2 separate regions of the Homo sapiens genome follow, and region 2 is linked to region 1. Evidence: chromatin contacts called from ENCODE Hi-C data. All regions are on one chromosome and are shown on one strand. The core of a region is the stretch at or near the end of the contact, and the rest is flanking DNA. Distances in the headings are between cores, read along the strand shown.

Region 1 (4,001 bases), core at 797-3,296:
GGCTTCTGCTTCTGGAGAGGCCTCAGGAGGCTTCCATTCATGGCGGAAGGCAAAGGGGGAGTGAGGAGCTTCACATAGCCAGAGCAGGAGAGAGGGGGTGGTGATGCACACTTCTAAACAACCGGATCTCCTGAGAACTCACTGTAGGGTACCAAGCGGGGATGGTGCTAACCCATTTATGAGAACTCTGCCCCTATGATCCAATCATTTCTTACCAGGCGCCACCTCCAACACTGAGGATTACAACTAGACATGAGATTTGGTTGGACACAGATCCAAACCATATGAGCTATATTAACAATATTACATCTTCCAATCCATGAACCATGCATGGACCATTCCATTTGTTTAGGTCTTCTTTAATTTCCTTCAATACTGTTCTGTGGTTTTCCATCTACCAGTCTCACACTTCCTTGGTTAAACATGTTTCTTTTATCCCTTCAGATGTTGTTGTAAATAGAATTGTTTCTTTAATTTCATTTTTGGATTGGGGCAGTCTTTTGAAATAAGGACATGAGTGGGAAAAAGCAGAGGATGGCTGTTGACGCCTAGAGAAAAAAGTATAAACACAGAGAAAAAAAAAACAGAAGCCAGAAATTACATAAAAAGGAAGGCACCGGGAAAGATGAGAAAGAACAGGGTTGTGGGAGTACTACACTTAGCAAATGCTTAAGCAAAGTCAAGCTTTCAAGACAAGATTCCTAAAGCAAGGCAGGAGTATCCTAGGACAGACAAAAGCTCACTCGACAAGGCAAAGAGACAAACACCAGAGTTTGGACCCCACCAACTCCCTTAGCCAGCTGGCAATATGGTTTCACCACTTCTTAGAAAAGAGGAATGGAGAGGTGTCCTCAAAAGCCACCACTAGGCTTTCAGAATGTTTTGTGTGTCTGTGTCTTGGCAGAATGAGCCAAACGTACTTTCTTCGTGCCCCATAAGATGAGACACACCCAGCAAAGGCTGTCCTCATACAGAACTACCTCCAGGTGTCTTTTATACTGCAAGACCTGCACCAAAGGGTTCTACCTATAGAAATCCTAGCACCTAGACATAGTCAACCAAGTACATGGCTCCCTCACCCTCCAACCAAAGATGCCATATTTCCATCAGAGTGGAACAAAATCCCACTGTGTTCCTAATGCCTCCTGCAATTTTGCATGTGGGAGACATGGCTGGTATGTGACATTCTCTTCTACAGATTGTAATGGATTGGGGAAGGAGGGGGAACTAGAGTTCAGGCCTATCTTTCTAGAGGACAAAATAAATATGCCTTGATAACTGCAATTATCTGAAAACTATTTCAAAGAAAACTCTTTGTCTCATTCTGGCATTTGCTCAAGGGTATGGCTTTCCATCAGTCTCTCTGTCTCCATGTCTCTTTTACATACATATGTATGTGTATATGCGTGCGTATGTGTACATACATCCATACATATAGACATATTCTCTCTCTCTCCACACACACTCACACACCCCTCCAACCTCTGTGGCTCTGAGCGTCATGTGTGTAAGACACTGACGCGAATGGTGAGTGCCTAGGCAGGGGTCAAACAAAGGCTACCTACCATGCCAGAGGATTGCCACAAACACCTCTTAAGCAAGCATATTCCTTGGCTCCTCCCAGACACACTGAATCTGAATCTCTAGGATTCTGATTTCGGAGCCCAGGAATCCTCCGGTGCAGGAGTTCCCAGGTGACTCTGATGCACCGGGAGGCTGGAGGCGCTCGGATCTAGAGAGGAGGCGGCACTTGTGCAGTGCAGTCGGGAAAGAGAGGAGGGGCTGGGCCGGTGCCTTTAGGCGGTCAGGTGTTAGGACCGGAGTACAAGCCGCCAGCCGCGCGGGAGCAGGCCCCGAGGCAGCCCAGCCGCGGGGCAGTAACCTTTAGCCACACTTGGCCTCCGGCCGCCGCCAGAGCCGCTCCGCCCCCGCCGCCTCGCCCCCACCGCCCCGCCCTCCTATTGGCCGCGTCCCCAGCCGGGCTCGCGGCCTCGGCCAATGGGGCCGGCGCGCGCCGGAAGCCGGAAGCGCGGCAGCGGCGGCGGCGCTCCCCCTCGGCAGCTGTTGTGGGGCACCATGCGAGGCTTCGGGCCAGGCTTGACGGCCAGGCGTCTCCTCCCGCTGCGGTTGCCCCCGCGGCCGCCCGGGCCCCGGCTGGCGAGCGGGCAGGCGGCCGGCGCCCTGGAGCGGGCCATGGACGAGCTGCTGCGCCGCGCGGTGCCGCCGACGCCGGCCTACGAGCTGCGCGAGAAGACACCGGCGCCCGCCGAGGGTCAGTGCGCGGACTTCGTGAGCTTCTACGGTGGGCTGGCCGAGACGGCCCAGCGGGCCGAACTGCTGGGCCGCCTGGCGCGGGGCTTCGGCGTGGACCACGGCCAGGTGGCGGAGCAGAGCGCCGGCGTGCTCCATCTGCGCCAGCAGCAGCGGGAGGCGGCGGTGCTGCTGCAGGCCGAGGACCGGCTGCGCTACGCGCTGGTGCCGCGCTATCGCGGCCTCTTCCACCACATCAGCAAGCTGGACGGCGGCGTGCGCTTCCTGGTGCAGCTGCGGGCCGACCTGCTGGAGGCGCAGGCCCTCAAGCTGGTGGAGGGGCCGGACGTCCGGGTAAGGGGCCGCCGTCGATCCCCCGGCAGCGCGGACTGGCCGCCCTCCTCGAGTAGTCCTCACTTGCCCCCTCCAAGTCCCACACACCCCGCCTTCCCTGCCCGATAGCACGCTCACTTCGCCCGCAGTTACCGCCTGCCAACTGTGTCCCCTTCCCACGCTGTCTGAGTCCTGGCCTCGTCAGAGCACACCCCCGCCTTCCTCCAGTCTGTCCTTGAAGTCCTCACTTGTATAGTGTTTACTAAATACTCAGCACTTGGTGGTCTTTAAGGTAGCTGTCACCTCTCGTACCTGATTAGTGTGTGCTCTACAGTCTTTTGAAATTATTGTAGCTGAGAAGTGTTTCATCTATATGGTATACCTGAACTAGAGCATCAGGCAGCCTTCTGAGACCCTGGATGGTGTTTCAGAAGTTCACTGGGCACCCGCTATGTGTGAGACATTGTCCTGAGAAGTCCTGTGAAATGCACAAAGGTAAATAGGACTCAAGGTCACCACCACCACCCAGGAGTCTCCATGGCTTCTGGCCTTGTCTGTGCTCCATGACTTTTGGGAGGGCATTTAACTCCCTGCGTTCAGTACTTAATGTGATGATTCTGAGTTGACTTGAGGTAATCAGGCATTAGCACAGTTCATTCATGTTAAATGCAGACACATACTTTGAGATTTAAATGATTATGACCCGAAAGAAGGCCTAGAGCAACATATACTCTTCTTTTATACTGTTAGTATTAAATACGGCGAAAAACTAACCTGCCCTTTTTTTATTTTTATTTTTGTTGCCCAGACTGGAGTACAGTGGTGTTATCACGGCTCACTGCAGCCTCGACTTCCCCAGGCTCAAGCAATCTTCCCACCTCAGCCTCCTGAGTAGCTGGGACTACAGGTGCAGGCCACCATGCCCGGCTAATTTTTTTTTTTTTTTTTTTTTTTTGTAGAGAGGGCGTTTCACCATGTGGCCCAGGCTTAACCTGCCCTTTTAATGAACGAAAAATGACGTAAATGTTTCAGGAAGTTTTGGACATTCAGAAGTTTGTTATGTGCAGTTGGTGTTAAAAAAAAATTGAACACTTGAATGATTATGACTTGACCCATTTAAGAACTCTAATACTGGTTTAATAGTTTACATTCCTTCAGTCTTACGTGGGTGATAACACGTATCCCTTTTACAGTAAAGGAGAACATGCTGAGGTTGTGTTACTTGTCCTGAAATTCAGAGCGAAAAGCTCTTGCTGATCACCCACCCTAATCCAGGGTTATTTGCACTACGCTTTATATCACTGTCTTACCGTTAATCAGATGTTTATTAGAAACTTTCTTTTTTGGCTACTTAGATGCATAAAATTGGGCATAATTAAGTATGGGATTAATGTCAAGAGTGACAACAGTGGCCATGA
Region 2 (4,001 bases), core at 986-3,485, 610 kb after region 1:
CTTCTGAGGATGTAGGGCAGCGGAACAAAATGGAAGCGGAACTTGATACAAGGGAACCCACAGAAGTCTCGAGGCCAATGTAGGGTTGTGTTATGCACAGCTTTGCAGAGAAGAGGCCACCCCATGTACCCAGGTGTACTGTGAAAGTCCCATGACACCGAGAAAACTTGCCAGGGACTGAAAGCTTTCCATCATCAAGCCTATAATCCCAGAACTTTGGGAGGATCATTTGAGGCCAGGAGTTTGAGACCAGCCTGGGCAACATAGTGAGACTTCGTCTCTGCCAAAAATACAAACCTCAGCCGGGTGTGGTGGCGTGTGACTATAGTTCCAGCTATTCAGGAGGCTGAGGTGGGAAGATCGCTTGAACCAGGAGGCAGAGGTCGCAGTGAGCCAAGATCACAACAGTGCACTCCAGCCTGGGTGACAGAGCAAGACTCTGTCTCATAAAAACACAAACAAAAGTTCCAGCAGCCCATAATAAGTGACCAAGATGTTTTGCTTGACCAGACTTTAGTCAGGCTCCTGGGCCCATCTGTGTACCTCTTTGTAAAATCTGGTTTTAGCAAAACAAAAAACAAACAAACAAAAAAACCCACAAAACCACTCATCCTTGATATTTGATCACCATTATCTGTTCACTTGCTATCTAACCAGGTTTAATGCTTAGGTTAGGGATATCCAATCTTTCAGTTTCCCTGGGCCACACTGGAAGAACTGTCTTGGGCCACACATAAAACCCACTAACAATAACTGATAAGTGCATATATCTACATATATGGTAAAAAAAAAATCTCATGTTTTAAGAAAGCTTATGAATTTGTGTTGGATGTCATTCAAAGCCGCCTTAGGCCACATATGGCCCACGGGTTGGACGAGCTTGCCCTAGGTGATGTCTGATCACCCTGGCCTGCCTTCAGTAACAAACTGCTAGGTAAGCTTACCCAGAATCCACCCTAGCGCCCTGATGTTTCCTCAGTCATCTTCCATCCACTGATCCCCACCCTGCTTCCTGGCTTCCCACTTGCCCATGCTATAATCAGAGTTGAGCCCAATCTCTCTCCTTTACTACAAAATCCCATTGCTGTGGTCCCTATACCCATTGCAATGGTCTTCAATAATTAATGTGCTTTTAATAAGCATCATTAATTAATTTCTTTAACATAAGGTTGAGAAGATTAAATAAGGTAACCCAGGGCATTTGATCTGCTTACTGGAGGTCAGAGACAGAATAATGGGCCCAAGACAACAGAGAATGGCTCCTTGGGATCTTGTCTTAGAACAAGAGAAACTGCCCTGCTTGGAAGAAACGGAAGGTTGCTCTGCCTCCGTGATGGAGGGGTGGACAGGGACCGATTGTCTGCAGGATGGCCCCCAAGGTTCCCACTAGTATCCTAGGAATGGCTTAGTCACCTCCTGCTCAGAGCTTCTCCAACAGGCTGTTACATGGCTGCTTCCCACCCTGGCTGCCAAGCTCCAACTCTCTACTCCAAGGGCCCCGCATCCCTAGAGCCACACAAGGGTCCCTCCGTACCCCCACAAGCTGGGGAGATTCCAACTGCCTCATCTGGACAGGCTTCGAAGTCCTGTCTGTGTCTCAGAGCCCAGAGGCCCTTGTGCGAAGGGGCAGCTTGAGCCTGGGCAAGAAGTTCCTGTGGGCCAGAAGGTGACCTGTCCTGTGCTGGCCACCTACATGGCCTGGGAACAGTTATCAGCTCACTGTCCTGGAAAAGCCCAGATGGGTGTGGTCAGAATACAAGAAGGAAAACCCCCTCCACACACACTTCAGTGTCTACCCCAGACTCGCCTCCTCCGTGGAGGCACCCCTCCCTTTCCGCGTCTACACAGGCTCTGAATCCCCCTTCAACACGGCTGGCCTTGGCCCTGGGGGAAGCACCTCGCCACCCTCTTACCTTGACCACATAAACAGCGGGAGGTGCAGGATGATTCTGATCCCCCCCAGGAGACCCTCCCTCCATCCCGCCCCGCTGTCCCCACCCCTCACCTCCCCGCAGCCTTCACCTCTCCCTCCCCCGACCCGAGGGCCTGAAGAGGCGTGGGAGGCCAGGGAGGGGCAGGGCCCAGGCCTACTCTGGACCCGTCTGCTCCAGTCCCCCGACTCAGCTGGGCCTGCGCCTCTGGGTCAGCTCACTGCGAACCTCAGCCCAGGTACCTACCCTGCCGGGCTTCCTGGTGCTGTCCGGTCCGGTCCAGCAGCCCACGGGCTCCTCTCGAGAGCCGCCCCTTCCCTGTTGCCAGGCAACATTGCTGAGGGGCAGTCATTTGGTCCAATCGTGGAAGCGGAGGTGTGGGGCGGAACCCAAGAGAGGAGTCAGCCAATGGTGACGCGCCTCACAGGGAGTGAGCCGAACCCGGTGGGTGCGGCTCGGGGCGGGGCCGCGGTCTGCGGGAGGAGCGGCTGCAGGCCCGGGAATCCGGCCCGGCTGCGTGCGTACCAAGGAGGCGCCTGGAGAGGGCGGCCAATGACTCAGGCCAGGCCAGGCCAGCAGTGGTACCTGGGGAGAAGGGGTGTCTGGGCTGGGCGCTGGAGCGGAGTAGCCAGGGTGTGGGAGATCCTGGGGGAGAGGCTGAGCTTGGGGGTGAAGACACCCGGGGGAGGAGAGTGGCCCATGTGGAGCCCATGCAGAGGCCTCTGCAGTGCAGCCTCCTGGGCCCCAGGCAACTCTCCCCTGACTCCCCGGCCTGCTGGTCCTGGCCTAGAGCCTCGGGTCCGCCTCCCCTCGGGCCTCCCTCTGCCAGCTGCCCCTGCCTCGCTCTTCCCTGGCACCAGGTCCTTCCCGGCAGCCATCAGGCGCCAGCTCCACAGCCTGGCTAAACAGACTCCCTCCACCCCACGTGCGCCTCTTCAGCCGGTTCCCGTTCACTCCAAGACGTCTGAACCTGTCACCCCACTTCTTCAGCTCGTTCCTTCTCAAACCCACCGAAACCTGGTCCCGGGGGCCTGCTCACTACATCCGAGGTGCGCTTTGGGTCCTCGCAGGCAGCATTTGGCGCTTGGTGATCGTGCTCTCATCAGACCTCTCTCTTGGGCACCCCGGCGCCCATTCCTGGCCCTGGCTCGCTCGCTGTCCCTGGTGGTCTTCCCTGGGCCCTTCTGGCTTCTGCCCTGGAGTTTCTCGACTTCTCCCTACTCTCTCCACCCCACGCATCCTCCCTGGGGTCCACCTTCCTGCAGATTCAGCTCCCGCATGTCCATGGTACCAGTTCTCTCCCCTGCACGGCCTGCTGGTTTTCCAGCCTGGAAAACCGTGACTTCGCCCGCCAACGTCCGCTTGAGTTGGTCTCGAACTCCTGACCTCAGGTGATCTGCCTGCCTCGGCCTCCCACAGTGCTAGAATTGTAGGGGTTAGCCACTGCACCCGGCTGGTCACCTCTTATTCTTTAAGCTGGAACAAAAATAGAAGGCTTTCTGCCTGAGGGCAGCAGGCCTGGCTGGTGACAGTGCACAAGGTAGGGCCCCTCACCAAGACATTGCTCTGAGATCCAAGGCCAATGTCCCAGGAGAAGCAGCTCCACAAACTAACGCATCTACAGCCAGGGTACCCCCAGCTGTGGATGCCAATGACACGAGTAGCCCCAGCTCTTCACCTCGGCTTCTTAGAGTAGGTGCCTGTCACCTGCAGCCAGGGCTCCTGATGCCCAAGACACACGGGCCTTTAGACATGAAGGACTAGACCCTGTTTCCAGCCTTCACACCCCTGTACTTCCTGCACACATCAACCAGGTGTGTCTTTTTCAGTGCCATCCGAGGTAGTGGCATTTTTGACATAGCAACAGTTTTTTGTAGGCTGAGGCACACCAAGGGTGGACAGCAATGGTGGCCTCTCAGGTGCAGGTACTGGGGGGTCCGCAGGAGCAAACCGGAGCCGATGTGTCAGCCTGGGCAACATAGTGAGACTCCATCTCTACAAAAAATGAAAAGCTTGGCCGGGCGTGGTATGGCACACCCGTAGTCCCAGCTACTCAGGGAGCCGAGGCAG

Evidence for each region. Hi-C counts contacts between places; a loop is a spot of excess contacts on that map. Pooled maps may share reads with other maps.
Region 2: a pooled map shows a loop between it and region 1 (10-fold over the local background). The contact joins the promoter of MEAK7 here to the promoter of MLYCD in region 1. A Hi-C loop is called at or near these places in 7 of 50 pooled maps.

Annotation. Positions count from the first base shown.
Region 1 is chr16:83,897,069-83,901,069 of GRCh38, forward strand. MLYCD (malonyl-CoA decarboxylase) reads left to right here and starts at 2,047. Exons shown (of 5, transcript NM_012213.3): 1 at 2,047-2,604. The coding sequence starts at 2,077. RefSeq lists silencers at 1,817-2,246, 2,547-2,716.
Region 2 is chr16:84,502,424-84,506,424 of GRCh38, forward strand. It overlaps MEAK7 (MTOR associated protein MEAK7), which reads right to left and starts at 2,236. Exons shown (of 8, transcript NM_020947.4): 1 at 2,178-2,236. It overlaps LOC124903736 (a long non-coding RNA gene), which reads left to right and starts at 2,379. Exons shown (of 2, transcript XR_007065149.1): 1 at 2,379-2,512. RefSeq lists enhancers at 1,646-2,146, 2,267-3,214, 2,577-2,696 and a silencer at 1,977-2,026.